Regions from separate parts of the Homo sapiens genome. Here region 2 is linked to region 1. A link is a loop called in an ENCODE intact Hi-C map of the cell type or tissue named here. Cell type or tissue: mammary epithelial cell. All regions are shown on one strand. Links, peaks and the distances in the headings refer to the core of each region. The heading gives the core; the rest is flanking DNA.

The links. Peaks named below come from ENCODE experiments on the same cell type or tissue, not always from the same donor. Only the 100,000 strongest peaks of a DNase experiment are listed, where the experiment ranks them.
Region 2: a loop joins it to region 1, with 5 times the contacts of the local background. A loop is called at or near these places in 4 of 110 quality-filtered maps.

Annotation. Positions count from the first base shown.
Region 1 is chr7:92,895,143-92,911,538 of GRCh38, forward strand. All of the region lies in intron 1 of CDK6-AS1 (CDK6 antisense RNA 1), which reads left to right. Among named protein-coding and RNA genes, the nearest start is that of CDK6, 67 kb to the left of the region's middle. In mammary epithelial cell, for the core only: no CTCF peak of the experiment used is centred there; a DNase peak (open chromatin) is centred at 9,359; H3K27ac peaks cover 2,418 bases.
Region 2 is chr7:92,958,880-92,975,275 of GRCh38, forward strand. It overlaps the pseudogene RN7SL7P. Among named protein-coding and RNA genes, the nearest start is that of CDK6, 130 kb to the left of the region's middle. In mammary epithelial cell, for the core only: no CTCF peak of the experiment used is centred there; a DNase peak (open chromatin) is centred at 9,782.

The sequences.
Region 1 (16,396 bases), core at 7,888-10,387:
CACATTGACGTTCATCAGGGATATTGGTCTGAAATTTTCTTTTTTTAGTTGTGTCTCTGCCAGGTTTTTGTATCAGGATGATGCTGGCCTCATAAAATGAGTTAGGGAGGAGTCCCTCTTTTTCTATTGATTGGAATAGTTTCAGAAGGAATGGTAGCAGCTACTCTTTGTACCTCTGGTATAATTCAGCTGTGAATCTGTCTGGTCCTGGGCTTGTTTTTGGTTGGTAGGCTATTAATTACTGCCTCAATTTCAGAACTTGTTATTGGTCTATTCAGGGATTCAACTTCTGCCTGGTTTAGTCTTGGGAGGGTGTATGTGTCCAGGAATTTATCCATTTCTTCTAGATTTTCTAGTTTATTTGTGTAGAGTTGTTTATAGTATTCTCTGATGGTAGTTTGTATTTCCGTGGGATCAGTGGTGATCTCCCCTTTATTATTTATTACTGTATCTATTTGATTCTTCTCTCTTTTCGTCTTTATTAGTCTTGCTAGTGGTCAATCTATTTTGTTAATCTTTTCAAAACACCAGCTCCTGGATTCATTGATTTTTTGAAGGGGTTTTTTTTTTTTTGTCCCTATCTCCTTCAGTTCTGCTCTGATCTTAGTTATTGTCTTCTGCTAGCTTTTGAGTTTGTCTGCTGTTGCTTCTCTAGTTTTTTTAATTGTGATGTTAGGGTGTCGATTTTTAGATCTTTCCTGCTTTCTCCTGTGGGCATTTAGTGCTATAAGTTTCCCTCTAAACACTGCTTTTGTTGTGTCCCAGAGATTCTGGTACATTGTATCTTTGTTCTCATCGGTTTCAAAGAACATCTTTATTTCTGCCTTAATTTTGTTATTTACCTAGTAGTCATTCCAGAGCAGGTTGTTCGGCTGCCTTGTAGTTGTGCAGTTTTGAGTGATTTTCTAAATTCTGAGTTCCAATTTGATTGCACTGTGGTCTGAGAGACTGTTATGATTTCCATTCTTTTGCATTTGCTGAGGAGTATTTTACTTCCAATTATGTGGTCCATTTTAGAATAAGTGTGATGTGATTCCCAGGAGACTGTATATTCTGTTGATTTGGGGTGGAGAGTTCTGTAGACGTCCATTAGGTCCACTTGGTCCAGAGCTGAGTTCAAGTCCTGAATATCTTTGTTAATTTTCTATATCGTTGATCTGTCTAATATTGACAGTAGGGTGTTAAAGAAACACTACAGGCCCAAAGAGAGTGTGTGGGAGTCTAAGTCTCTTGGTAGGTCTCTAAGAACTTGCTTTATGAATCTGAGTGCTCCTGTATTGGGTGCATGTATATTTAGGATAGTTAGCTCTTCTTGCTGCATTGATCCCTTTGCCATTATGTAATGCCCTTCTTAGTCTCTTTTGATCTGTGTTGGTTTAAAGTCTGCTTTGCTGGAGTCCAGGATTGTAACCCCTGCTTTTTTTTTTTTTTTTTTTTTTTTGCTTACCATTTGTTTGGTAAATATTCCTCCATCCCTTTATTTTGAGCCTATGTGTGTCTTTGCATGTAAGATGGGTCTCCTGAATACCACAAACCGATGGGTCTTGACTCTTTATCCAATTTGCCAGTGTGTGTATTTTAATTGGGGCATTTAGCCTGTTTACATTTAAGGTTAATATTGTTATGTGTGAATTTGATCCTGTCATTACGATGCTAGCTGGTTACTCTGCCCATTAGCTGATGCAGTTTCTTCATAGTGTCAATGGTCTTTGCAAATTTTGTATGTTTTTGCAGTGGCTGGTACCAGTTGTTCCTTTCCATATTTAGTGCTTCCATCAGGAGCTCTTGTAAGGCTGGCCTGGTGGTGACAAAATCTCTCAGCATTTGCTTCTATGTAAAGGATTTTACTTCTCCTTTGCTTATGAAGCTTAGTTTGACTGGATATAAAATTCTGGGTTGAAAATTCTTTTCTTTAAGAATGTTGAATATTGGCCCCCACTCTCTTTGGGCCTGTAGTGTTTCTGCAGAGATATCTGCTGTTAGTCTGATGGGCTTCCCTTTTTGGGTAACCTGACCTTTCTCTCTGGCTTCCCGTTAACATTTTTTCCTTCATTTCAACTTTGGTGAATCTGATGATTATGTGTCTTGGGGTTGCTCTTCTCAAGGAGTATCTTTGTGGTGTTCTCTGTATTTCTTGAATTTGAATGTTGGCCTGTCTTGCTAGGTTGGGGAAGTTCTCCTGGATAATATCCTGCAGAGTGTTTTCCAACTTGGTTCCATTCTCCTCATCACTTTCAGGTACACCAATCAAACGTAGATTTGGTCTTTTCACATATTTCTTGGAGCCTTTGTTCATTTCTTTTTATTCTTTTTTCTCTAATCTTGTCTTCTCTCTTTATTGCATAAGTTGCTCTTCAATCTCTGATATCCTTCCTTTTTTGGATATCCTTTCTTCTGCTTGATCAATTCGACTATTGAAACTTGTGTATGCTTCATAAAGTTCTTCTGCTATGTTTTTCAGCTCCATCAGGTCATTTGTGTTCTTCTCTAAACTGGTTATTATAGTTAGCAGTTCGTCTAACCTTTTTTCAAGGTTCTTAGCTTCCTTGCATTGGGTTAGAACATGCTCCTTTAGCTCAGAGGAGTTTGTTATTACCCACCTTCTGAAGCCTACTTCTGTCAATTCGTCAAACTCATTCTCCATCCAGTTTTGTTCCCTTGCTGTCCAGGAGTTGTGATCCTTTGGAGGAGAAGAGGCATTCTGGTTTTTGGAATTCTCAGCCTTTTTGCACTGTTTTTTTTCTCATCTTTGTGGATTTATCTACCTTTCGTCTTTGATGCTGGTGGCCTTCCAATGGGGTTTTGGTGTGGACATCCTTTTTGTTGATGTCGATGCTATTCCTTTCTGTTTGTTAGTTTTCCTTCTAATGGTCAGGAGCCTCTGCTGCAGGTCTGCTGGAGTTTGCTGGAGGTCCACTCCAGACCCTGTTTGCCTGGGTATCACCAATGGAGGCTGCAGAATAGCAAAGATTTCTGCCTGTTCCTTCCTCTGGAAGCTTCATCCCAGAGGGGCCCCTGCCAGACGCCAGCCAGAGTTATCCTGTATGAGGTGTCTGTTGACCCCTGCTGGGAGTTCTCTTCCAGATAGGAGGCATGGGAGTAAGGGATCCACTTAAGGTGGCAGTCTGTTATTTAGCAGAGCTCAAGAACGGTGCTGGGAGATCTGCTGCTCTCTTCAGAGCTGGCAGGCAGGAATGTTTAAGTCTGCGGAAGCTGTGCCCACAGCCCTTCACCCAGGTGCTGTGTCCCAGGGAGATGGGAGTTTTATCTGTAAGGCCCTGACTGGGGCTGCTGCCTTTCTTTCATAGATGCCCTACCCAGAGAGTAGGAGTCTAGAGAGGCAGTCTGGCTACAGCAGCTTTGTCTACACTGTGTGGGGAAACCTCCTACTCAAGCCTCAGTAATGGTGGATGCCCCGCCCCCCACCAAGGTCCAGCATCCCAGGTTGACTTCAGACTGTTGTGTTGGCAGCGACAATTTCAAGCCAGTGGATCTTAGCTTGATGAGCTCCGTGTGGGTGGGATCTGCTGAGCTAGACCACTTGGCTCCCTGGCTTCATCCCTTTTTCCAGGGGAGTGAACAGTTCTGTCTCGGTTATGTTCCAGGCACTACTGGGATATGAAAACAAAAACAAAAACAAAAAAACTCCTGCAGCTAGCTCGAGGTCTGCCCAAACGGCCACCCAGTTTTGTGCTTGAAACCCAGGGCCTTGGTGGTGTAGGCACCTGAGGAAATCTCCTGGTGTGCAGGTTGTGAAGACTGTGGGAAAAGTGTAGTATCTGGGCCAGAATGCACCATGCCTCATGGCACAGTCCCTCACGGCTTCCCTTGGCTAGGTGAGGGAGTTCCCTGACCCCTTGTGCTCCCTGGGTGAGGTGACACTGCACCACGCTTCGGCTTTCCCTCCATGGGCTGCTCCCACTGTCTCAGTTGGAAATGCAGAAATCACCTGCTTTCTGTGTTGATCTCACTGGGAGCTTCATACTGCAGCTGTTGCTATTTGGCCATCTTGCCAGCCACCTCTGAATCATAAGATTTCTATACATATTCTAGGTATAAGTCTCTCATCAGAAATATGATTTGCAAATATTTTCTCCCATTTCGTGGGTTGTCTCTTCACTTTCTTGATGATAACTTTTGTAGCACAAGAATTTTAAATTTTGATGTAATCCAATTTATCCATGTGTTTCTTTGTTGCTTGTACTTTTAGTGTCATATCTATGAAACTTTTCTCTTACTCAAGGTTATAAAGGTTTAAGCTGATATTTTCTTTTAAGAGTTTTATAGTTTTCATTTTGTAAACTAGTTTTATGAAACTATAGTAGTTCTTACAGTGAGGTCTTTGATCTATTTTGTGTGAATTTTTCTACATAGTGTGAGGCAAGGGTTCAGCACCATTTGCTACAAAGTCTATTCTTTGTCCATTGAATGGTTTGAATAGTTGAGTTGAATCTGTAGATCAGTTTGGGAAATATTGCCCATGAACATGGGTGTATTCATGGTATCTGATCTATGAAAATGGTATGTCTTTCCATTTATTTAGGTTGTCTTTAATTTCTTTCAATAATATTTTATACTTTCCAGAACACAAGTTTTTCACTTCCTTTGTTAAATATATTTGTAAATATTTTATTATTTTTGATGCTATAAGAAATGAAATTATTTTCTTTATTTCATTTTGGATTGTTCAGTGCAAGTGTGTAGAAATACAATTGATTTTTGTATAATGATCTTGTATCCTGCAGCATTGCAAAACTTATTAGTTTGAATAGTTTTTGCTAGATTATCTAGGATTTTCTGAATCATGATGACTTAATCATGTCATGTATACATATATTTTACTTCTTTCTTTCAAATTTTATTGCTTTCATTTCATTTTCTCCCCTAATTGGCTCACCTTGTATAATGTTAAATGGAAGTAGTGAGAATAATCACTCTTGTCTTGTTCCTGATCTTAGGGGAAAAACATTCAGTTCTTCACCCTTATGTATTACACAAGTTGTATATACCTTACCTGAACTAGTTGGGATCAGAAGTGTTCTGGATTTGGTGGTTGTTTTTTTGGATTTTGGTATATTTGCATTGTACTTACCAGTTGAATATCCCAAATAAAAAAACCAAAAATTTGAAATGATCCAGTGAACATTTCCTTTGAGCGTGATGTCAGCACTCAAAAAGCTTTGGATTTTAGGGCATTTTGGATTTTGGACTTTCAGATTTGGGATGCTCAACATGTATTAACTGTGGGTTTTTCATATATGCACTTTATCAAGCTGAGAAAGTTCCCTTCCATTCCTAGTTTTTTATAAACAATATTTTAGTCTTGCATTGTGTGAAATGTTTCCCTTTTCTATTGAGATGATCATGTGAGATGATCATGTTTTGTTCTTTATTGTATTGATATGATGTATTACATTGATTAATTTTTGGTCTGTAAACATTTGTGGGCTGTTATCCATTACAGTGTCTGCTCAACAGTTATACCTTGACAAGTGTGAGATAAATGCTGAGTCCTGGCCATGTTGCTGTCCCTCATTTTTAAAAAAAAACATTTGATATTAAGTATGGTATTTCTAATGGAAGCTTCTATTAAATGTCACACTGTAAAATTCAAAATTTGCCATTTCTCAGTTTCCTAAACTTAATAGAGCTCTTACTAAATTGTCTTTATGAGAAATGTGTCTCTTCCTATTTATCTGAAAGTAGATGAAGAGAATTTTGTATTGCTCCAGCCCTTCAGCCAAAATTAAATCAGAATAGGATGAAATTCTTAAACAACATGAGTGTGTATCTATAATACACCTTTCAAAAGGAACAAGTTCTTACCAAATTATGCTGTTGTTTTTACTGGAGTCTTAGCTTTTATGATTTTAAAAACATCTCTAAGGCTCAAATTCTATCGTTCTTGATTTGAAATCAACCTCTTCTTTTCCTATATCGTTGGAAGGGTTACACAGCTATGGCCCAAAAGCCAAATTTGGCCTGTAGATATGTTTTATTTGTCCGTAGACTTTTGAAAGTTAGGTCAAGCATGTGCTCCTAGCTAGACACCACATTCAATCTTCCTATTGTCTTTTATTATGCATTTAAGCATGGCTTTGGAGTTTGTAATTCTTGAAGTAAACATCTGGTTTTTGGCATTTTTATTTATCTCAATGGAACCATTATCTCTTGGCTTACCCAAATTTGAAATATTGGAATCATGGAATCATTATTAATAATTTTTATGAAGTTTTTTTAATATAAAAATCACTTAAATACAAATAGATTCTCATTATCTAAGATTTAGACAATCAAAAGTACAAAATGCTGAAAGTCCCTTTTCACTTCTGTCTACCACTTTTTTCTCATTTACATGTAATCATTGTCATTAAGTTGGGATGTGTTCTTCCAGCTCACTTTGTAGACTTTTACACACACACACACACACACACACACACACACACACGGGCTATTTTTTTGTATAAAAAATAGGCTTGACAAATATAGTCCAACTTATTAACAATGGTTACTTCTAGATGGGGAAGAAATAGTAGAGAGGAGTGAAGGGGCTTTTCAATCTTTAGCCATTACTACCAATTCTGTATAATCATGACTTACAAACATATTTATATGAAGACTAAGTCAGCAAGACACAAAACCCAGCAGCTATAAATGAGAATATTGATAGATTGACTATGTAAAAATATTATACTGTATCAGTCAGGGTTCAACCAGAGAAGCAGAACCAGCAGGGAGAATAATTATAAATACAAATTCAAATTTAAATACACACACACACACACACACACATACACATATATATAGACAGATATAGATGCAGATAGATAGATACATGTATAGAAAGATAGAGATGTGTGTGTACACATACAGATAGACACACACACACACACACACATATGGATTGGCTTGTGTGATTGTTGGGGCTTACTAAGAAAGTCTGAAATCAGTAGAGAAGGTCTTTAGAAAGGGAATATCATAGTGTGAAACTTCATATTCCTTTGGGAGAAGCCTCGGTCCCACTTTTAAGGCTTTTCAACTGATTTAATCGGGTTTACTCAGATTATTTAAGATAATCTCCCTTATTTAAGGTCACTTGAGTAAGGGCTTTAATTATATCTGCAAACTACCTTCACAAGAAAACTAAGACTAGATGTTTAATTGAATAATTAGATATTGTAGCCTAGCCAAGGTAACACCTCAAAAAAGTCATCATATATACAAATTAAAAATTTACATACAGCAAAAGACACTGTGAACAGAGATAAGCAATATGCAAGTAAAATATCTATACAATATAGGTAATAGACAAAGGATTAATATTCAGAAGTTACTGAGTTCCCCCAAATCAGCAAGAAAGACAAGAATTAGTTGATAGAAAAATGGGCAAAGGATATGCATAGGCAATTTACACACAAATTTTCATAGTCTGATGAAAAAATACAAGAGAATGCTCAAATTCACTACTAATTAGGGAACTGAAATGTAAAGCAATAGCTAATTTTTCCTTATTATTTTAGCAAACATTTAAAATTATGGATAGCATCAAAAGCAGGCAAAAATGCAGATTAATGGGAACTCCTGCTAGGAATCTGTCCTTTCTTACTTTCTTTTTTAATCACTAAGCTCATATGTTTGATTGTTATGGTTGAGTCTCCCAACTAAATTCCGTGATTCTTTCCTCCCTATCTGAGTTCAGCTTGCATAGTACTACTAGATACATCTTAATCCTCTCTCTCTTTTTCCCTTACATACACACAGACAATGCCTTAACATTATTTGTAATAGCCTCAGCCTGGAAACCACTAACTGTCTAACAACTATAGCATGGATAAATAACTTGTGATATATTCATGCAACAGATTATTTATAATAAAGAAATTGACTATGAACTACAAGAATCAGCATGGATGACTCCTCAAAAATACTGTTGGGTAAAGAAGCAAAACAACAAAGAAAACATCAAGCATGATTGTATCTGAACAAAGTTCAAAAACGGCAAAACTAAACTATCTTATTTAGCAATGCATACCTAGGTGGTAAAAACAAAGTAAAACAAAGAAATGGTTATTCCAAATATTTGGGTAGCAATTACCTTATGGTTTGGGAATGGTGGATGCGGAGGGAGAAAGTTGTGATTTGGAAGTTAAACTCAGGAGATTTCGAAGTTAAACTCAGGAGATTTCAAAGTTAAACTCAGGAGATTTCTGGGGTGCTTTCGATCTTAGACTTCTTGACCTTGATGGCAATGACATGTTAAACAGAACATACATGTTTTACGTTTTCACTCTATTTGGTTATAGTTGATAATTTTTTAAATTTAAAAATACCACAAGGGAACTTCCTGAGGTGCTGGTAGCTATTTCTTGACATGAATGGTGATTGCATAACGTGTGATTTAAAAAATTAAATTTACTTAAAATTTCCACACTTTTCTCTTTGTTCTATTTGGCTAAAAAATTGTAAAAATAAAGTAGATAAAAAACCTTTATGAATTACTCCCTCCCTACAGAATAAAGATCAGATCCCTAACCTTTCAAAGTCCTCCATATATTGACTACCACAACCTTTCTAATCCTAACTCCCACTACTGCCTTCATAGAAACCAATAATAATAATGATAGCCCAAAACAAAAGTAAAAAACCCCAAAAAACCCCAACCTTCAAAACTGCAAACAAAATTAAAAAGTCCACAAATACACTAATTTTACTAAATTTCCTTTAACAAAAAACTTGACCTTGCCTCTTTTTATTCTTTATTTGAAGGATTTTGAATTGCCTACCACATGTTTTCCTAAGATGAATCAGAGCAGGATGACATGCTTGTTTAGTCTTTGATGATAATGAATATGTATTTACACGATTGTCAGAAAGAACACATTTCTCCCAAGTTGTTACCTAACTGGTATTGTGTGTTTAAGAATTTTCTTTCTGATTTAAACCAGCTAAAGCCAGTTTTTTAAAGGACATATATATATATATATATATATATATATATATATATATATATATATATATATATATATATATATATGATGTTAGATATTGGTTTGTGCCCAAGAAAACACAGGGAAAACTAAATAACCCAAATCAAGCCCTGAGTATTCATGTGCAGACTATCAGCTTCACACTTAGTCATAGTCAACTTCACACCTAAATGCCATTGAAAAGAAGCAGGGCCAAATGTTCCTGGAAAATGGGACTCTTAGGTTCACAGACGTTTGCTGAAAATACCTGAGCCCCATGCTTTGGGGAGATTTCACTAAGAAGATTGATATGCAGCTTCCAGGGGAAAGAATGAAGGAGGGGCAGGATGTGGTCTTGGTGAATCAGAAGCGGCCCTCCTTCCCCACCCCTCTTCTGAGTCAGCATGCAGCCACATGGCCCCACATGGTGCAGTTCTGGTTCTCGGATGAGCTGTCATATGGGGTCCTCCCTGTCTGCCTTTATTAAAGCACTTGGTGATTTCCAGCAGCCCTATTTGTCATATAAATAGTTTTGTTCTGTCTATAAATTAGTCAAGCAATTCATTTTTGAATCTTTCTGATAGTGACACAGTGACATGAAGTGTTGTTGGGTTTGCTTGTTGTTGGATTTGCTTGCCTCATTTGGTCCTTTAAATGGTAAAGTAACATCACCCGTTTGTAGACAGCCTCGCAAAAATTTGAGCCTTTGGTTTTGGAACCAAGTCAGCTGGGTTCAAATTCCCACTTGCCACCTTCCAAACCTGGGATTTTTTAAGTGCATATATTCCTTTTTGCCTTAGGGCATGAAACATGTGCTCAGCACTTGGTTGCTGCAGTGGGAACTGAGAGTCATTCTTGCTGGTCGTGCTGGTGGCAGAAGTTATGGCAAGCTCCCACAGAGCAGTGGCAGACTTGCCAGTGCCCGTGTCTGGGCTCCAGGTCTGGCAGTGTGGCAGAGTGGGCCACACTCACCAGTGCTGGGCAATAAGACAGTGTTTTCACATTGGACCAGCTCCATTACTTGATCTGGGGTATTGTTCATGGCTACAGAGTCCTCACATTGGCAGTCCTGGCAACTCTGGGAGTTCTGCAATGCCCTTTTAAGCACATTCCCTTTTGCTTAAACGAAAGTTGGTCTCTTTTAATTGTAATGAAAGATATTGACTGATATAGTGACCTTGTGAAAATTTACTTTCTCATCTATAGAGTAGCTTAATAATAGCCATCTCTAAGGGTTATTGGGAGATTTCAATATATTAATGCATGATTTGCATTAATCCACACTAACTATTTAGTCCACACTATTATCCACCCTAACTATATTCATCCACAATAACTATTTAGTCAGTGTGGTGTCTGGCACTAAAATATTAGTTATTAATTATTAATAATGTGCTGGGCACAGGAAGAGCATTGGACTGTCTGTAATGAGAGTGCGTCTTTTTATCAGGAGGGCCTCACTGTTTTAGGGTTAGGAATGATAGGATTAAAAGTAATTTGGGAATTTTTATGACTCATGACTTTATGGTTGGTTGATTTAGGCAACGATATAGCTTTTGTTTCACTTATTAAATTTAAATTTAATTTATGGACTTGTAAGGGCATAAATTTAATTTTACAGCTTGATTTTGACACAAAGCAAGATACTGAACATTAACACCACCACAGAGGCCTACTATGTGCTCCTGTCCCTGTTGTTACTTCCTCCAAAGGTAACCACGGCACAGATTCCTATTACTATAAATTAATGTTGCCTGTTTTTGAATTTTATTTGAATGAGATTACATAGTATATACTCTTTTGTTGCTAAATGTTATACCTTTGAGGTTCATTAATGTTTTTATAGATAGATATAGTTTTCTTCATTGCTAAATTGTATTCCATTATACATATATACTACAATTTATCTATTCTATTGTTAATGGGTAATATAGTTTGGCTCTGTGTCCCTACCAAAATCTCATGTCAAATTGTATCCCCAGTGTTGGAGGAGGGGCCTTGTGGAAGGTGATTGAATCACGGGGACGGACTTTCCTGTTGCTGCTCTTGTGATGGATTTCTCACAAGATCTGGTTGTTTGAAAGTGTGTAGCACCTGCCACTTCACTCCCTCTCTCTCCTCCTGGCCATGTGAAGACTGTGCCTGCTTCCTCTTTGTCTTCCACCATGATTGTAAGTTTCCTGAGGTCTCCCCAGGAGCAGAAGCCTATACATCCTGCAGAACTGCAAGCTAATTAAATCTGTTTTCTTTATAAATTACCCAGTCCCAGGTATGTCTTTGTAGCAGTGTGAGAATGGACTAATACAATGGGCATTTGGGTTGCTTCTAGTTTGGTGCTATGGAGAATAATGTGCTAGGAATATTCTCATTCTCATAACTATCATTTTGTGCACATATGTATGCATTTCATTTAATTTTATACCTGCAGATTGAATTTCTGAATCATACGGTGCACATATGCTCAGCTTTACTGGTAACAAAATTTCCAAAGTAGTTTTTACCAATTTACACCCTCAAAGCATCCTATGAGTTTCTGTTGCTCTATATCCTCATCAATACTTGGTATTGTCAATCTTTTTAATTTTAGCCATTCTACGGTGTGTGTAGAGATAGCCTATGTTGTTTTCAATTTGCATTTTCTGGATAACTAGTAATGTTGAGTACCTATTCATGTTCATCGGTCATTTGGATATCTCTTGTAAAAAGCTGTTCAAGTTTTTTTCCCATTTAGAAAAAAATTGAGCCTGTGTTTTTTATAAATTTATAAGAGATACTTACATAGTCTAGATATGAATTGTTTGTGTGATTTAAATATGTCAGATATCTTCTTCCACTTTGCATCTTGCCTTTTCACTCTCTTAATGGTGTCTTTTGATGAGTAGAAGCTTTAAATTTTAATAAGTCCAAATGATCAACAATTTTATTATGTTAGTGCATTTTATTTTAATTAATAGACTTTATTTTTAATGCAATTTTAGTTTTACAGAAAAATTGAGCCAAAGAACAGAGATTCCCATACACTCCCTGCTCTTCCAGTTTCCCTATTAATTTATGTCTTGCATTGATATGATACATTTGTTACAGTTGATGAACTGATATTGATACATTGTTATTAACATAAAGTCCATCTCATATGTTTATAAATATCCTATTGCTTCTGTTTGTCTGGAAAGCCCTGATTAATACACCTTGGCAACCACTAATCTTTTTACTGTCTCTATAGTTTTGTCTTTTCCAAAATGACATTTGTTGGAGATATACATATGTAGCCTTTCAAACTGGCGTCTTTCACTTGGCAATATGCATTGAAGGTTCCTCTATATCTGTTTGTGGGTCATTTTTTTCTTATTGCTTAATAGTATTAATATTACATTGTAGGGATGTACCACAGTTTGCTAATTTCATTTATCTATTGAAAGACATCTTGGTTGCATTCAATTTTAGGCAATTATTAATAAAGTTCCTGCAAACATTCATGTCAAATTTTTGTGTGGACATAAGTTTTTAAGTCATTTGGGCAAATACATAGGAGTATGATTGCTGGATCATAAGGCGAGACAAGGTTTAGCATTGTCATAAAATTCCATTTGTCTTCCAAAGTGGCTGTACTATTTTACAATCCTACCAGCAACGAATAAGAGTTCTGGATGGATGTGTGTGCGTGTGTGTGTGTGTGTGTGTGTGTGTGTGTGTGTATTCTATATATGTATATATGTATATGTGTGTCTGTGTGTGTATATACGTGTGTGTATGTAAAACTTGACCCCTACTTCACATCAGATATAAAAATCAATTTCAGAAGGATTGAAAGATAAATCAATACAAGTTCTAGAATATAACATAAGAGAAGATTCTGTTTTTAATTTCCTTTAAAGCATTAACTTAAGAGAGTAAAAAAAAACAAGTCACAGACTGAGGGGAAATATTTGTAAAACACGTACCAGATAAAGGTCTTGAATCCAAAATATACAAAGACATCTTAAAACTCAACAGTAAGAAAACAAACAACCCAATTATAAAGTGGGCAAAAGACCTGAACGAACACCTCACCAAAGAAGATATACAGACAGCAAATGGCATATCAACATATGTCCAACATCATATGCCGTTAGAGAATTTCAAATTACAACAAGATAATACCACACATCTATTAGAATCATTAAAATCCAAAACACTGAAATACCAAATGCTGATGAGAATGTGGAACAATCAATCCAGCATAATTTATTTAAAAGACCATCCTTTTTCCACTCCATCATAGTAACAGTGTTGTTGAAAATCAGGTAACTGTATACAAGGACTATTTCTGGACTCAATTCTATCCTCTTGGTCTGTTTATTTTTCCTGGTGCCAATATCACTCTTTTGGTTACTGTAGCTTTAAAATAAACTTTGATAGCTGTAAGCTAATCTTCTTCACAATTCTCTTGGCTATTTTTGATCCTTTGCATTTCCATATAAAGCTTAGAAACAGTTTGCCAATTTCCACACACACAGACAGATACACAGAAAACATCCTGAGAACTTGATTGTAAATGTTTTGAATCTATAGATCAGTGTTATCAAACCTTTTGGTCTTGCGACCCCTTTACAATCTTAAAAAGTATTGAGAACTCTAAAGAGCTTTTCTTTATGTGGGTTATATCTATTAATTGTTACCACAATGAAATGGAAAACTGAGAAAATTTAAACATACTTACTAAATAATTTAAAAATAACAATAAACCCATTACATGTTAAAATACATAAATAAGTGAAAACAGCTATATTTTCTAAAACAAAAAATATTAAGTGAGAAAAAGAACCTTGCTTTATGTTTTTACAATTTTTTTTTTGGATGGAGTTTTTCTCTTGTTGCCCAGGCTGGAGTGCAGTGGCGCAATCTCGGCTCACTGCAACCTCCACCTCCCAGGTTCAAGCAATTCTCCTGACTCAGCCTCCCAAGTAGCTGGGATTACAGGCATGTGCCACCATGCCTGGCTTGTTTTTACAATTTTTTTAAAATGCCCAGTTTAATGGAAACCAGTGGGATTCTCTTATTGCTTCTGTCTTTAATCCATTGTGATATGTTGTTTTGATTGCAGTACATAAAGAAAATCTGGGCTCAGGTATATGTAATTAAAAAGGGAAATGTTTTAGTAGTCTTTTTCAGAAAATGGTGAATATTCTTCTTTGATACTACAATGAAACACAAAAAGTGGTAGTTTCTTAAATTTTAATTGTAGTGTTTGGTACTTTAAAAATGGGTTTTAATTCCCTGGTGAATTTTTAAAATCTTCTTATTTATGTTTTTTCAAAATATCAGTTACAGTTATTTTAGAGTCAGTGTCTTATAACTCCAATGTCTGTATCACCTATGGTTCTGTTTTTCATTGTCTATTTTTTCTCTTTATTTTTGTTTGTTTGGCCCCGTTTCCTAGTATACTTAGTAAGTTTTTACTGATTACAAGAAATTTATTGAAAAAATTAGTCTCTGAATGATGTAAGCTTTTCCAGAAAAGATTTAGTTTTTTTCTCCTGGAGGGCAGATAGAGTACATGCAGAACACTTTAATCTGGTTAAGCCTTTTCTATTTCTGCATTATTCTTACTCCTAGGGTATATCCCTTTCAGGGCCGTAATTGAAAGCCTGAAGTGTTTACTAGTGCCTCTTTTACTTGGTGGTTCCTGAATTCCAATTTTTGTTTCCTTGGTACCATGAGATTGCCTAAATATCTGCTTAGCTTTTTAGCTTCTTAGCAGCTGCTTTCTGTCTAGTTGCTGCCATCTTGCCCCATATGTGCTCATCTTAGAAATCAGGAAATGCTTCATAGGAAAATTTGCATGCAGAATGTTGGGCTTACTTCTCTCTGTAACTCCCTTTTCTTCTGGATCTGGATCCTTATAGTCTGGGCTTTCATTTCTCTTGTATGTGCAGCAAATACATTAAAAGTAAGAATAAAGTTTATTACAGAAATCAAATATGTCTTAATATTAGGAAATGTATTAATATGGTTCATCAAAATGTTTTAAAAATCAACAATCCTTTTTAATTGTAAATGTTTTTCTTAGTAAACTATAGCTTGATGACTGCTTTATCAACAGGACTTAAAAAAATCTAGTTATCTATCCAAGGGATTGGCAAATATGGCATATGGGTAAGTCGCATGTTTTTGTAAATAAAGTTTTATTGGAACACTGACATGACAATTTATTTATGACATCTGTGGCTACATCTATGCTACAATGGCAGAGCTGAGTAGTTGTAACAGAGGTTGGGTCATGGCCTAAATCCTAAAATATTTACTCTTTGACCCTTTAAGCAGATGTTTGCCAATCCTTTATCTATCTTATCTTAGGCAGTTTCCTCATCTGTAAACTGGGGATAACATAACCTTACTTCACTGGGTAATAAAATTTATATCATTATATATATTTGTGTATACAGTTGACCCTTGAGCAACACAAGCTTGAACTGCACAGGTTTCACTTACTATGCAGATTTTTCTCCATATATATTTTGGAAAATGCTTTGGAGATTTGCAACAATTTGAAAAAACAGATGAACTGTGTGAATTAAGAAAAAGTTAGATATGTTATGAATGCACATAATATGTGTAGACAATAATCTGTTTTACCATTTACTATCATAAAATATGCACGACTCTATCATAAAAAGTTAAATATTATCAAAATTTACATACACACTTATAGACCAAATATGGCACCATTTGTGGCGGAGAGAAATGTAAACAAATGTAAAGATGCAATTTTAAACAATAATTGCATAAAACTAATTGTAGTACATATTATAGTACCATAATAAGTTTATAGCCACCTCCTGTTGCTATTGTAGTGAGCTCAAGCGTTGTATCTGCTTAAAATGCTATGTGATGCTAATCATCTCCGTGTGAGTAGTTTGTCTCTCCAGTAAATTGCGTATAGCAGTAAAAAGTGGTCTCTTGTGATTCTTGTGTATTTTTCATTATGCTTAGTGCCATACTGTAAATCTTGAATAACATTATGGGACCCATACAAAGTGCCACTGGTGATGCTGGAAGTGCTCCCGAGAAGCATAGAATAGTCATGATATTACAAGAAAAAGTTGACTTTCAGACAGATGATTCATCCTGTAAACAGACCATGTGAATTTATGGTATTGATAAATACAATATAGCACTGTAAATGTATTTTCTCTTCCTTATTATTTTCTTAATAACATTTTCCTTTTTTCTAGCTTATTTTATTGTAAGAATACAATATATAATATACATAACATACAAAATATGTGTTAATTTACTGTTAGCCTGCTACGGTAGGCTATTAATAGTTAAGTTTTTGGAGAATCAAAACATATATGTGTGAGGGGTTGGCACCCCGACCTCTGCATTGTTCAAGGGTCAACTGTATATCTAGATGGGTGTGTATACAACTGTATATCTATATATCTCTA
Region 2 (16,396 bases), core at 8,244-10,743, 64 kb after region 1:
AATCAATAGAAAAAGAGGGAATTCTCCCTAACTCATTTTATGAGGCCAGCATCATCCTGATACCAAAGCCTGGCAAAGACAAAACCAAAAAAGAGAATTTTAGACCAATATCCCTGATGAACATTGATGCAAAAATCCTCAATAAAATACTGGCAAACTGAATCCAGCAGCACATCAAAAACTTATCCACCATGATCAAATGGGCTTCATCCCTGGGATGCAAGGCTGGTTCAACATACGTAAATCAATAAATGTAATCCACCATATAAACAGAACCAAAGACAAAAACCACATGCTTATCTCAACAGATACAGAAAACGCCTTTGACAAAATTCAACAGCCCTTCATGCTGAAACCTCTCAATAAACTAGGTATTGATGGGATGTATCTCAAAATGAGAGCTATTTATGACAAACCCACAGCCAATATCATACTGCATGGGCAAAAACTGGAAGCATTCCCTTTGAAAACTGGCACAAGACAGGGATGCCCCCTCTCACCACTCCTAATCAACATAGTGTTGGAAGCTCTGGCCAGGGCAATCAGACAGGAGAAAGAAATAAAGGGTATTCAATTAGGAAAAGAGGAAGTCAAATTGTCCCTGTTTGCAGATGACATGCTTGTACATTTAGAAAACCCCTTCATCTCAGCCCATAATCTCCTTAAGCTGATAAGTAATTTCAGCAAAGTCTCAGGACATAAAATCAATGTGCAAAAATCACAAGCATTCCTATACAACAGACAGAGCCAAATCATGAGTGAACTCCCATTCACAATTGCTTCGAAGAGAATAAAATACCTGGGAATCCAACTTACAAGGGATGTGGACGACCTCTTCAAGGAGAACTACAAACCACTGCTCAACAAAATAAAAGAGGACACAAATGGAAGAACATTCCATGCTCATGGATACGAAAAATCAATATCATGAAAATGGCCATACTGCTCAAGGTAATTTATAGATTCAATGCCATCCCCATCAAGCTACCAATGACTTTCTTCACAGAATTGGAAAAAACTACTGTCAAGTTCATATGGAACCAAAAAAGAGCCTGCATTGCCAAGACAATCCTAAGTCAAAAGAACAAAACTGGAGGCATCACGCTACCTGACTTCAAACTATACTACAAGGCTACAGTAACCAAAGCAGCATGGTACTGGTACCAAAACAGAGATATAGACCAATGGAACAGAACAGAGCCCTCAGAAATAATACCACACATCTACAACCATCTGATCTTTGACAAACCTGACAAAAACAAGAAATGGGGAAAAGATTCCCCATTTAATAAATGGTGCTGGGAAAACTGGCTAGCCATATATAGAAAGCTGAAACTGGATCCCTTCCTTCCACCTTATACAAAAATTAATTCAAGATGGATTAAAGGCTTAAATGTTAGACCTAAAACCATAAAAACCCTAGAAGAAAACCTAGGCAATACCATTCAGGACATAGACATGGGCAAGGACTTCATGACTAAAAGACCAAAAGCAATGGCAACAAAAGCCAAAATTGACAAATGGGATCCGATTAAACTAAAGAGCTCCTGCACAGCAAAAGAAACTATCATCAGAGTGAACAGGCAACCTACAGAATGGGAGAAAGTTTTTACAATCTACACATCTGACAATGGGCTAATATCCAGAATCTACAAAGAACTTAAACACATTTAAGAAAAAATCAAGCAACCCCATCAAAAAGTAGGCAAAGGAAATGAACAGATACTTCTCAAAAGAAGACATTTATGCAGACAACAGACACATGAAAAAATGCTCATCATCACTGGTCATCAGAGAAATGCAAATCAAAACCATAGTGTGCTACCATTTCACAGCAGTTAGAATGGCGATCATTAAAAAGTCAGGAAACAACAGGTGCTGGAGAGGATGTGGAGAAATGGCAACACTTTTACACTGTTGGTGGGACTGTAAACTAGTTCAACCATTGTGGAAGACAGTGTGGCGATTCCTCAAGGATCTAGAACTAGAAATACCATTTGACCCAGCCATCCCATTACTGGGTATATACCCAAAGGATTATAAATCTTGCTGCTATAAAGATACACGCACACGTATGTTTATTGTGGCACTATTCACAATAGCAAAGACTTGGAACCAGCCCAAATGTCCATCAATGATAGACTGGATTAAGAAAATGTGGCACATATACACCATGGAATACTATGCTGCCATAAAAAGATGAGTTCATGTCCTTTGTAGGGACATGGATGAAGCTGGAAACCATCATTCTCAGCAAACTATCGCAAGGACAGAAAACCAAACACTGCATGTTCTCACTCATAGGTGGGAATTGAACAATGAGAACACTTGGACACAGGATGGGGAACATCACACACTGGAGCCTGTTGTGGGGTGGGGGAAGCAGGGAGGGATAGCATTAGGAGATATACCTAATGTAAATGATGAGTTAATGAGTGCAGCACACCAACATGGCACATGCATACATAGGTAACAAATCTGCACATTGTGCACATGTACCCTAGAACTTAAAGTATAATTAAAAAAAAAGAAAGACCCTCCCCCTTATCGTGTTCATGTCTCCCTACCCAAACATGTGGTGGTAGCTTCAGCTGACTCACTATGCACCTCTATGCAGAATATGCAACAGCATTTTGCAGACTCACCTTCAAGGCAACAATGGGGGTATTTTAGATCCAGTTAGTGAGCCAGTGGGAGACTTTATCAGGAAGCTGTATTTGGTCTGTAGGCTTTCACATTGCTAAAGGCACTGCCCTAGTTGTTGGTCAGTAATAGTTTTCTCCAGCCTTCTTTTACAGGTATGGGGAGAGGGGCTGATCATATACAGGACTGAGAATGGAGCTGGAGGTGGGGAGAGAGGCCAACCTTATGCTTAGTTTTAAGTATTAAAATGGTCATATGTCTATCAATTCCTGCTCTGCTCAGAGTTTTATGCTGCTTTTATTGTTTTTGGTCTACAAAAATGTTTCTTTTGATTTTGTATCCAGTTTTTTAAAAAGTTGTCTATTATCTTTCCTTTTTGTGTGGTCAAAGCAGAGGGAGTAAAAGTGTGAACTCCCTGTGTCATATGGACTAGAAGTCTTGCTTTACTTAAAGAAGGATAGCAGGGGCTCGGTTAATTTGGGAGCAGGAGCTAAATGGAGTTAACAGTTTTGCAGGTAAGGAAGTGGAGTGGAAATTTTGTTTGGACTTCCCAGCGTTCTTTCTCATATTAGGCAACCCCAGCTTTCCTCTGGGAACTTCCCCTCCCTTCTGACATCAGTCAGCATGATTTGGGGTTTGGCTCATCCTACCCCCATAGTATCAGTATGTGATCCAAGGCCTGGCCACTGTAATTGGTTCAGGGATAAGCAAATAGTTCAAGTTGTCCAATGAGATCTCTTCCTGTTGTTTTTCTGTCAGGAAAGACATACACTTTTCTTTTTTATGTCTAGCTCAAGCATAGTCCCCTGTAAAATGGGGTCAATAGTGCTGTCTATCTCACAGAGAATCAGAGGCTAGGAGAGCCTGGCACATGTTGGCTATTGTCATCGTTATTATGGTTCCATGTGAAATTTAGAGGAGGGAGCAATTGCCTTCAACTGGTCTGGTCTAGGAGGGATTCATACAGGAGATGAGATTTTAAGTAGATCTGGAAGGATACATAGGAGGTTGATGGAGAGGAACAGAGAAAAAGCACTATCAAGAGGTAGAAGAGGACAACATGGTGGTGGATAGGAGGGATGGTGAGGAGGGTTGGTTGAAAGCTGAGGGTGGGTGTGGCAGTGGAGACCATATTGGGAAGCTTGTTGGGGCCTGAACCAAGGAATTGGGACTTTATTTGGCAAGTATTGGGAAACCAGGGAAGGTTTCAAATTATAAAATATGATTGAAGTGGAATGGCTTATAATGAAATGACTCTTCTATAGGCAGAGGGTGGAGAAGTGAGAAATAACTCCACATGTTCCTTCACTGTAACCTCTTGATTACTTAAGCCCCAAACACAAAGCCAAACCACACATAGGAGAAAGTCTAGGAGAATGATGGAAGAAACAAAATAGGAAAACACCATTTTCCTCCTTCCTTGCTGGATTCATAGCCCATGTTTCAGTTTTCTGTATATTAGCCAAGTCAGCTTTCCTTTATTTCTGGGTCATGTAAGCTTAGTGTGTGTGTCATGGGGGTGGGGGGGTTGTTGTATGCACAGTTTTTTTTTTTTTTGCCAGTGTATACATTTGTATGAAATTACTTTTTTTATACAAATTTGTGACATACAAAATTATTTTAATGAGTTGGTTATCGTCGGTTGTCCACATTCCTTTTACTATTTTTTCCTTAAATAAATAGGTCACTGTAGGGACTCCAGCAAGATGTGGGCAAACCAAACCTAGCTTCCTTTGTAATATTTGAAGACATGTCATCAAATAGGTAGACTGGAGCCGTGATTACTCCCTTTCAAGAAGACGTGTGTTCTATACTTTGCCACAGCCGTCACTACTCCTAGTTTTTCCCCAACTCTGAGCCCCTGTGTCAGTAGCATTTATCATCACACCGGTCTCTTGTTTTACTTATGCTTAGTTCCATACATTAATTTTCATACCTACTTGGCCACGATGGGCATTCATGTATAAAATCAATTTTTATTTTTCACTTCTGAAGTTAAACTTTTATGGGTATTTCTCGTAAGTTTTCTGAGACAAGCTAAAAAGCAGCATTAATTATCCCAAATACTGAACAGCTGAGTTCAGGCCAATTCTCAGTTGTAACTCATGTATGCCACCTTTCTTGGCCTGACTAGTTTTGTGCATTCATTGAGAAAGGGAGTCTGCCAGGCGTTGTTTTCTATCTGACGGTAGGCCAACAGATGCTGTGAAATCATGCCAACACGTGCCAAGCTGTCACCTCTGCATCCTTATTTATCAGGGAGTCCATTGTACAAGTCTCCTGTCTGCTATTACGTCATGTTTACTTGTTCAGATAGATAAAGGTCCATACCCAGATGAACAAATGCTTAGGAAGGTGCTATTTTTACCCAATTCCCTAAACCACATATGAGTGACAAATATTTCCATAGGATTAATGAATAGGTGTTTCAGTCTCCTCCACCCTTATTAAATACTAGCTTTTTCTTTCATGCTTGGAACACTGTTGAATTTGTGGATGAGAAACATTTTCCATATGTAATGAATCCAAGGACTTTTTAACCTATTAGATTTTGTTGCATATATTGGTCACTCTTTTAAATAATAGTTTCAATCTAACCAAAAATCAAATAACCTGAGAATCTGATATGCCTTCATTTTGAATATTTTCATATTTTACAAGTAATGTACACAGAGCTTATTTTTTTTGATAAGATCGAGAATTGACCAAGGGAATCATGTAGCTTTAGCCATCTGTAGTTTTATCATTTGCCAAAAAATTTCCTGAGCTTCGTGGAAACCACATAGAAACCAAATGACTTGGTTTTATTTCCATTTCTCTAGGCAATAAACCAATTTTTCAGTCTCCATGGACACCCAGTGGAGCAACAGTAGTTAGATCTGTAAAAACTGCTATCTGACTTAGAGTCTGATGGTGGCCTGCCCACCCGCACTTGATGACAACTTAGGCTTGACCCTCTAAGAGACCACAGGTGTGAGAGATTGCACGTGGGCATCTGGAACAGTGCCAAGCTACTGTTCCAGGTTCTTAATTTGTGGAGGTTTGCAAATAATTATGGATCTTGTCTTGAAAGCTGGGCAGTTAGAAAGTCCAAAATAAGGCAGTGGAAATAGTGAAAAAAAAAAAAAATCTGGTTGAAATAGATTTACTTTCCACTTGGTTAAGCAAGAGCCCTCACATACTGATGGGTATGTTAACTCAGTTAAGAAAGAATACATATTTGGACATCCTTGTGGAAAGCCCAAAATAATACTTGAAATGAGAGAAGTCATAGGCTTATGTGTCAGTACATATGAAGGATAGCTTTGACTCTAAGCAGTAACTGGAAAGCCTACCCTTTCAGTCTCAGCAGCAATATAAGAAAAGATTGAACTGAATTGCTCTGTGTTATATATTAGTTCTCTAGGGCCTGTTTCCTCTAGCCTAGAATAGTGATTACTTGAAAAGATTAATCTGGTTTAGAGGTTTTGAATATGTGGTCCTTTGCTCTTGCTTGCATTGTGTAAAACTCCCTATTTCCCAGTTACTCTAAAATTAACAAAAACTAGGTCTCACAGATCATTAAACAGCATTGGAAATGTCGCAAAAGAAAGGCATATGAAAATGATACCTTAATTGGCATTATGGGACACAACACAACTCTGCAATAAATATGCTAGGCCATTCCAGGTATGTAGTTTCTTTTTTCTGGGTTTTTGCCTCCTTATCTGTAAATGGTGTGGGGTGGTTGCTAATATTCCTTCTAGTACTAATATTCTACTCGTTAATGAAAAGTCAGTTTTCATTTCACATACAACAAATAACATGGTCTTGAGAAATCTAGCTTTCTACAGGACGAAAACATTCAAGTTCATGATCTTGGGGAATTGGATGAAAGAATCAATCTTGTGCTTTTTGAACAAGCTATAGTCATTCCTGTTTCTCCTTAGACCATGTAACATTTCCATGAATACCATAGAAAATGAATTCCTGGGGAATAAGAATAGGTGCATTTTCTCAGAGACTTTTATTTTTGGTTTGTTTCTAGATATTTGAGACCAAAAATAAGAATAGAATCTAAAAATGTAAATTTTTTTTTAAAAGGAGGAGATAGTAATAGATGGTAGTTAACTATCAGAAATCAGCCATAGTTTTGTGAATGTATAATGAACTGATTTTGAGGTGATATATTTAAAAATTGCCTTGGGAACAGGAGAAAGGAGAAATGTTGCAGAAGAAATCTTTAGCTTTACAAACCCAGAGATTGTCATATATATATAAAATTGTTCCTTGACAGCACCTTCCCTCTGTTCAATGTTTTCCATCTCATTCAAGTCACATGGGCACATAAGGAGGGAAAGGCATTCCAGGTAGAAGTGACACCATGAACCAGAGAGAGGAGGTGTGAGACTGCATGGCATGTGGAGGCAGTGCAAGGAGCATAAAATGTAGAAAGAGGCTGGATTACTCAGAGTTCAGGTGCAGATAATAGAAACCACTTGAGCAATTTTGAGCAGTTTTAATATAGGCATATGGTGCTTATAAACCTGTGGGAAGGGGTGGAACAGCAGGCTTCCGGTGGGCCCTCCAGAAATGATTCTTAAATTGACACTTCAGGACCTATCTGCTTCTTGGCCTCAGGAACACACACCTTAGCCATGATCTGTGTATAAAATAAGCAAGCCAACTCAGAACCAAGCTGCACCTGTTAGATTCTTTTTAGCAAAATGGAGTCATAGTGCCTGGCCCTTCTCTCCCTTTAATTCAATAGCAAAATCAAATCTTGGAAGAGTGTATCTGATTGGAGCAATCTAAATCACTTCCAGAACTCTAACTGCAAGGAATTTGGGGAAATAAATTCTTTAGTTTTTTTAATCTGCTATTGTTCAGGAACGAACACTAAGAAGAGAGATGGATGCTGAGCCCACCGATCTATCTCATCTGCTGTGGTATCTATTGCAGAAGTCTAGGAAACTGATGTGGAAGGCCTGAAGTAGGGTAGTCAGGAGGGTGCCATAGTGATGATGGTACAATTCAGTCAGTCTTTGTAAGGCAAAACCATAAGACCATTAGGAAATAGGAGTGAGATAAAGGATGATTTCCAATGTTCTGATTTAACCTAGACTTGATAAAAATTATGTTGGAGGAAGAGCAGATTTTGAGGGCAGGAGTGAAGAATTGAAAATGGGAAATGTTGAAGAGTTTAGTTTTATAGAATTTGAAGTGATAGAGGGGATACTAGGTTGACATGTCTAATGAACACTTTGGGTTTTGGTTTGAAGCTCCAGAGAAAGTCCTGAGTAAAAATATAGATTAAGGCTGGGGATGGTGGCTCATGTTTGTAATCCCAGCACCTTGGAAGGCTGAGGTGGGAGGACTGCTTGAACCCAGGAGTTTGAGACTAGCTTGGGCAACATAGATCCTGTCTCTATTTTTTTAAAATTAAATAAAAAAATAAATATAAGTTAAGAAGTTATATGTGACACTTAAAAGCCATGCATGTGGCTGGGCGTGGTGGCTCTTGTTTGTAATCCCAGCACTTTGGCAGGCCAAGGCAGGTGAATCCCCTGACGCCAGGAGTTTGAGACCAGCCTGGGCAACATGGCAAAATCTGTCTCTACAAAAAAAAAAAAAAAAAAAAAAGAAATTAACCGGGTACGGTGGCTCATGCCTATAGTCCCAGCTACTCAGGAGGCTGAGGTGAGGGGGTAACTTGAGCCCAGGAGGTTGAGGCTGCAGTGAGCTGAGATCAAGCCACTGTGCCCTAACCTGGGCAACAGAGTGAGACCTTGTCTCAAAAAAAGAAAAAGCCACACATGTGGATGAAATTTCCTGGAGAAAGCAAGTAGAAGGACAAATGAAGATTCATGGCAGAACAACTCTGGAGATGACTAATGTAAAGAGGTGTGAGGCACAATAGGACCATACAAATGAGACTGAGTGGCTACAGTGGTAGAAGGAGAACCAGAGAAGAAATGTGGAACAGAAATCAAATAAAGGGACAGTTACTTAAGTTCAAAACAGCTGTGATGTCAAATAAGATCAGGGCTGAGGAGTGTCCAGTAGTTTTGACCATTAGGAGATTCTTAGCAAAACAGGTCAAGGTGTTTAGTGGGACTACACTGTGTTGATTTAGGTATGAATGAAAAGTGAGGAAGAAAGGAGTAATCTCTGCTTTCTGGAAATGTGGCTCTGAAGGGAAGGGAAGCTTTGGAGAAAGAACACAAAATGGAGGGAGAGTTTAATCATAAGCTCCAAAAGTCTTAAACAGGCTTGGATGCTGAAAAAAAGGAATCAATGGCCAGGTAAAGATTGACGATACAGGAAAGAGTCAGGTACTACATACCAGCTGCCTACAGATTTGGAAGAGGAGTCCAGAGTCTGTACTACTCCTCCTTAGATAGGGGAGGAATATGTATTTCTCTCACACATGGCAGTGAGGGAAACCATGAATGAAGAAGCAGATATGTTTGTGAAAGGTGGGAAAAAACAGAATAGAAATCACACCTGATAGATTATTTTCTGGATGATATAAAATGCAGATAATTTGCTGAGAGAAGGGAGAGTGGGCATGGGGTTAAATAGAATGGAGTAAGAGGTTTGCAGAAAAAATGGATTGGGGGAAATGAACGAGAAATGATTAGAGACCCACGTCAGAATTGCTAATCAGGACTGACCATGAAGAAGTGGGGAGATTTCTGAGGAAAGGCATAAAGTAATATCATAATTGTCATGATCATGAGGTCTTTGGTTCTTTAAAAAGTGGTGGTGGGTCCTTACAATGATGGTGTTCCTCTTTAAATATATTTGTTTTAGAGTTGTCCAACTGTTGATTAGGTAAGCCTTTTAAATCACTGCCATTGTCGTCGTCATCATCATGATCATGATCTGTTAATCTATTAATAAGATCAATCTTTTATTTCTATTGCAACTTTCAGTGCCTTGGATAAAAATGAGACAAAATGGCAGAAGTGTATCATTAAAGAAAGAATGCCTAAGAATTTACATTTTGAAGGACTCTTCTGTGACTGAAGGCTGTCCCTTTAAGTTAAACCTGATTGAGAATTTGAGAAATCTTCCCAACAGACTAAGGACATGAAAAGATGCTCAACATTATTAGTCATTGGGGATATGCAAAATGAAACCACAATAAGACATGACCAAGTATTTATTAGAAAGTCTAAAATGAGTAAGACTGAAACATATCAGGTATTGGCAAGGATGTGGGGCACCTGGAACCTTCATACACTGCTGATGGGGAAGAAAATGTTTCAACCATCTTGGAAAACAGTTTGACAATTTCTCGGAAATACACACACACACACACACATGCACACACATGCATGCTGTATAACCCAGTCATTTTATCTTCAGATGCCATAAACATTTGTGTGTAAGTCTTTACCCAAGAGAAAAAGAAATATGAGTATACAAAGACACGATGTTCATAGCACTTTTATTTATAATAATAAAAAATTGAAACAACATACATCAACAGATGAATGGATAAACAAATTGTGGTATATCCATACAATGGAATACTAATTAACAATAAAAAGGAATAAAGTATTGATTGCACAGCAGCATGATGAATCTCAAAATAATTATGGTGAGTGAAACAAGCCAGACAAAAGAGAATATGTAGTGTATTATTCCATTTGTTAAATTGTCTACAAAATTCAAACTAATCCACAGCAACAGAAAACAGATCAGACGCCTAGAGATGGGGGTCAGGGCAGGGCAGGGCTGAGAGGGGGATTACCAATAAGCACAAGGAAACTCCTGGGGGTGATGCGTGTGTTCATTATCTTGATTGTGATGATGGTTTCACAGCTACATTCATAGGTCAAAACCTACGAAACTGCACACTTTTAATAGGTGCAGTTTATTATACTTTAATAAAACTATCACAAAAAAGAAATAACTTGTATGTTCAAGAACTGGAACATGATTTTATTATGTTATACAACAGCACACTTTTTGAACTTTGTATATCTTTTAAAAATCATGTTTTGGAGCCTATGTTGTATCATTGGAAAATGCTCATAATATTTAGAGACAGGCTTGGTTCTGATTTATAATAGCTCATTAATATTTGTTGAAAGTTAAATCAATGATGTAGTGTTAAATGAAAACAAGATATAAAAAATACATATATAATATAATATGATCCCAAATGTGGTAACTCTCTCTTCTCTCCCACTGCTGAAAGGAAATACCCCAAAATGTTAACGTTGGTTGTGTCTGTTAGGTGGAATAACATATGATTTTTATTTTCCTTCTCATGGTTTTGGGGCTTTTCTAAAATTGAGCTTCTGTTACTTTCACAAGCAGACAAAAACCCAATAAATGCCCTTCTAAAAGATTCTTGCCCACACGAAGGAATTCATTTGGTGCAAATATTTTTAGAAAACATTAGTCTAATTGAGGTACATAGCATCTTTTTGATAGCAACATGTTAGCAAATACTTTTCAGGGATTTTACGTGGAATGGTGAATGTGCTGAAAAGAAAGACTTACACCAGCTTCAGCCTGCCAGCTTGTGATATGCTGCCTAGAAATGCCTACTTATAAATATGTTTTATATAGCCTCAGGAGTTCCCTTACCTTTATTGCTCCACCTCTAGCAGTCCTTTAATAAAACAAGGTCAAAGACAAGGACAATAAATTCCCAGGGCCTTTCCTAGCACAGTTCTGCAGGAAATGATCATCAAAGATGTCCTGATCAGAAAAAGAGAGTTGCTGAATGTAAGTTTTTCTGTGAAATGCAGATGATTTCTTGCTCCTTTGTCTAATCAGTGGTGACCTTTTTTCTTTTTGCAAAAAAAGAAAGCAAGTGCAGGGTGAGACATGTGGGGTTAGAGCAAAGGAGAAAACCCTCCCCTGAGAAGGTGAGAGTCAAAGGTGATGAAGAGTCAGGAGGGTTCTCCCGCATAAATACATGCTGAAAGATGTACCTTCCTTACTGTCCCCAAGAGTATGAGGGGCATTTGTCCTGTGAGGCTTTCATTTTGATATTCTGCTTGTGTGAAAAAGACAATGACTGGGTGCTGTTTGAGTAAGGTGGGATTTGGCAGGAGGGTGGGGGCTGGGCCATGAAGCAGAGAGATTGGTGAGACTGAGGTAGTCCTATGTCCTGCTTGGTCAGGACGCTGGGATTGTATCTTACAGCCTGATCCGTTCTTATCCAGTGACATGAACATTAAAAATAAATAGGAATGGAAACTTCCATGTTTGAAAATCATCCAGCGGCTTATAACATTTTAGCTTTTCATTTCTTTTTTTATTATTTAAAAAGTTATAAGCAAATCCTTGAAAATGTGTTTGTTCGTGTCCCTAGGACCCATTGTAATCCCTCTGCTATGTAAACAATCTTATCCTTGAATGTATCAGTTTGCAAATCAGATCTTCAGGTACTTTTCTTAAATATTCTGCATTCCTCTCACCTAGATTTCCCTAGAGGGTTTTTTTTTTTTTTGTTGTTGTTGTTGTTGTTGTTTTGAGATGAGGTCTGGCCATGTTGCCCAGGCTGAAGTGCAGTGGCTATTCACAGGCACGGTCCCACTACTGATTAGCATGGGAGTTTTGACCTGTTCCGTTTCAGACCTGGGCCTGTTCACCCTTCCTTAGGCAACCTGGTGGTCCCCACTCCCGGGAGGTCACCATATTGATGCTGAACTTAATGCAGACATCTGATGGTCATAGCTCACTACAGCTCAGAACTCCTGGGCTCAAGCGATCCTCATGCCTAAGCCCACCGAGTAGCTGGGACTACAGGCATGTGCCACCATGCCCCACTAGATTTCCCTTGAGTTTTGAGAGGGACGTCTGGTCACTCCATCATAGTTCTTCAGCCTTCTGGATTTTACCCTCAGCCTCCTTGCACCTCCTCAACTGGTCAGGCCATAGAGACTACCATCGTTGGGTGGAAACCATGAAAATCCAGTTCCTCTTGCTTGCCTAGGGCCAGGGATGGTGAGTGGAACAGGGAGTCAGGAGAATTCTCCATCTGGGAACAAAGTTTTAGGCATTACAGGTGAGAATTACATATGCTTCCCTCAACCCTACTTAGAAACATTGTTATACATGGAGACTAAGTGCTAGAATGCTATGATGGTGGAATTTAACGCATTTGTGGTTAAACAAGTTTTAGTAGGATCACTTGGGCATTCAAGGTCTTTGAAAGTTATCATATATGTATGTATATATGTTACATATGTATGTTACATATCTACTATATATCTATACAATTTTTTGTTAAACTAATCATTTAACCCAAACCTTTGAGCAGAACAACACATTCCCTGACCATGTTTGACAATAGGATTGGCCACATTTAATTGTGGAAGAATGAAAGGATATGGAAGAATTATATGTTCATGATCTATTTTCTTTTACATAGAAATACTTTTCTATTTTCTTTCAACATAGTAGAAAATCTGGTCACTGGTCTGAGTCCTCTCATTTCACAAATTGTCCCTAACATTTAGCTGAACTATAGCTAATTCATATTTCACTCTGATTATTGCAGAATCATTTACTTTTGTATAGGCAGTTGTATTTGGCCATTCTTGCACTGCTATAAAGAAATACCTGAGACTGGGTAATTTATAATAAAAGAGGTTTAATTGGCTCATGGTTCTGCAGGCTGTGCAGGAAGCATAGCATCTGCTTCTGGGGAGGCCTCAGGAAGCTTCCAATCATGGCAGAAGGCAAAGGAGTAGCAGGCACATCAAATAGCAAAAGCAGGAGCAAGGAGAGACTAGGGGTGTGGGTGGAGGTTGGGGGTGGCGGAGGGAGGAACCACACCCTTTTAAATGACCAGATCTCACAAGAACTCACTATTGCAAAGACAGAATCAAGCTCTGAGGGATCCACCCCCGTGATCAAAACACCTCCCACCAGGCTGCACCTCCAGCACTGGGGCTTATAATTCAACATACGATTTTACTGGGGACAAACATACAAACTATATTAGCAGTAGTTATTTCATAAATAATTTAAGTCTTTTCGGTATTTAAAAAAAGTTTTTGTGCCACAAGTGGATTCCATGTATTTGTGAATAAATAGTGAAATTCTAAATATGCTGTTGGTTAAAACATGTTTTTCAGACACTCTTGAGAATCTGAAGAATGACCCTGGTGTACATCAGCATTCAAAAATGAAATATCCATATTTATTTTTGGTAGGGAAGGAATTTTCTTTCTTTCTTTTTTTTTTTTTTGAGTCAGAGTCTCACTTTGTCACCAGGCTGGAGTGTAGTGGTGTGATCTCAGTTCACTGCAACCTCTACCTCCCAGGTTCAAGTGATTCTCCTGCCTCAGTCTCCCGAGTATCTGGGACTACAGGTGCACACCACCACGCCCAGCTAATTTTTATATTTTTAGTTGAGATCGGGTTTCACCATGTTGGCCAGGATTGTCTCGATCTCTTGACCTTGTGATCCGCCTGCCTCCTCAGCCTCCCAAAGTGCTGGGATTACAGGCATGAGCCACCGTGCCGGGCCAGAAGGGAAGAAATTTTCTAAAGAAATATACTTCTGAGTGCAGTCTTCAACAAAAGCATTTAGGGACTCTGAAATAAGATCTAGGCAATCCAGGTCTTGGGAATGATATCTGGGATACATTAAAAATGTCACTTTCAATATTTAAGCCCTAAAATATGTTTATTATTCTTGGAATATATAATATTCCAACAACAGTTTATTAAGGTACTCTAGTCAATAGGTTATTGTTCTTTTTTAAACATAGTTGTATCCTAGGTAAGAATTTTTGAGTATGGAGGATTATAGACATGTGACATTTATACACACAGAAAAAAAGTCATTTTGAAACAGAAAACTGCTTCATTCCATAAGCATGCCATTAATACATGATTCAAGATGTCACAGTTTGGATGAGATAATCAAATTCCTCAGATAAATCTGTTGAAAGCAGCTGCTTCATTCAGGAGTGATTTAGAGATACATAAATTGAGGACAGTAGATTGAAAAGGAAAAAAGATAAGTGTAAGTTTATTACTGAAAGTGAAAAATGATTAAAAATTGCCACTATGACTGTTAGGCCAATTAAAACATTTTATGCTCATTCATCTTTCAAGAAGCCACCTACAAATGAAAGTATGGCACTAGCTCTACTGTTAACAAATAGAGCTTGTTTGATGTTAAAAGATGTAAATGCCATCATTTTGAGACTATGCATTTGCAATCTTTGGTGATCATCATAGAAAGAATGAACTAGCATTCTCTGAAAAATCCCAGTCCAAGAAAGTTTGTTCTTGATAATAATAAAATTTCGTGTTTATAAGATGCCTTTCATTCAACTCTTAAGACTTCACGTATAAATGTGTTTAAATATGCAGTCATATATCACTGTCTTCATATATCATAGCCCAAATATTTCAGTTCTTTAGACATAAAGCAATTCTTTATTTCATATGAGAAAATACAATCTCTACTCCTGCCACACAAATTCTCTATGAATAACACCTTCTTGTTAATGCTTCTATATTGCTTGTGCTGAAGGATTGTCAATGCAATCTTTTCTTAAAGCAATGTTTTAAAAAATTCTTTAAAAACAAAACACCTGTGTTTCCTGGCAGAACAACAATGTATCAGCCAAAATACTTTTATTTAATGACTAACTGTGGTTAGCTAGCGCCCCATAATTCATTTCATAATTGGAAAAAAATGTAACATTTGCTGACATCATCTGAGTGCTGATCTGGACCCATTGAACAGGGAGTTTTCCAACAAAAACGATTAATTTTCCACTTCACAACTCAGGAAGAATTTAGGATTAGGGCATTCATGGAGTCTAGAAATGGTTTTCATATTCAGAATTTTAGCTCAAAATTTGGACAGGAAGAAAGACTGAACATAGTTTAATTTCCAAGACAAAAGTTCATCTGTAAAATCCTACTTCTTTTTATGCATATTAATACCAGTCTGAGATCAAACATACTAAGCTCTGAAGATAAAAGTATTAGGAATAAAAAATTAAATGAAAAATCTAATGAGTGAGGAAAGATAGTTACCATTAAGTTTTATTCTGAAAGAGTTTCTTAAATATGTACTCACCTGATTTTTGCCTACCCAGATCTCAAGTTTATCTGAGTTTTCCATGCAAAATGTACATGGAATACATAAATCATTATTTAAAAGTAATGTACTATTAATCATAGTGGCATTATTTGATATTAATGTGGTAATGAGTCCAAAATTGTATATACTCCATTGCAAACATGGCCAAAGAGTATCTAGCTTATCTTTCTTAAGAAACTTTATATCACAGAAGAGACAGAGAGGAAATTTATTTTTGGAGTTGTCATTTTCGATGTTTTTGTCTCTTCTCACTTATTTTCTTTTTACTGAGCTATAATCTATATCTCTTCTCATTTAAGCATTGTCTTGTGTAAATTTTTAATTCTCTATTTCTTTTCTTGACTGGACTTCGCTCCAGAGTCATGATCCAGGTTAAACCTAACTGTCTGCTTATCCTATTCCCATGTCTGAGCAGTTAAAATGGCTGGAAAAAATACCTACACACACACAAACACAAACACACACACAGACACACACACACACACACACACACACACACCCATCCCCCCAGTGTTGCTTGGTCTCTCTTTAAGTTCTACAGACATAAATCTCAGGTGGACACTCAACATCTCCAGAATCTTACTAAACTTTCATAATATTTTCATCAGCTTACACGTCCTGATGACCATGTCATGCCTTCTGTGTGAACCTCCTACATTACCCAACCTCTCT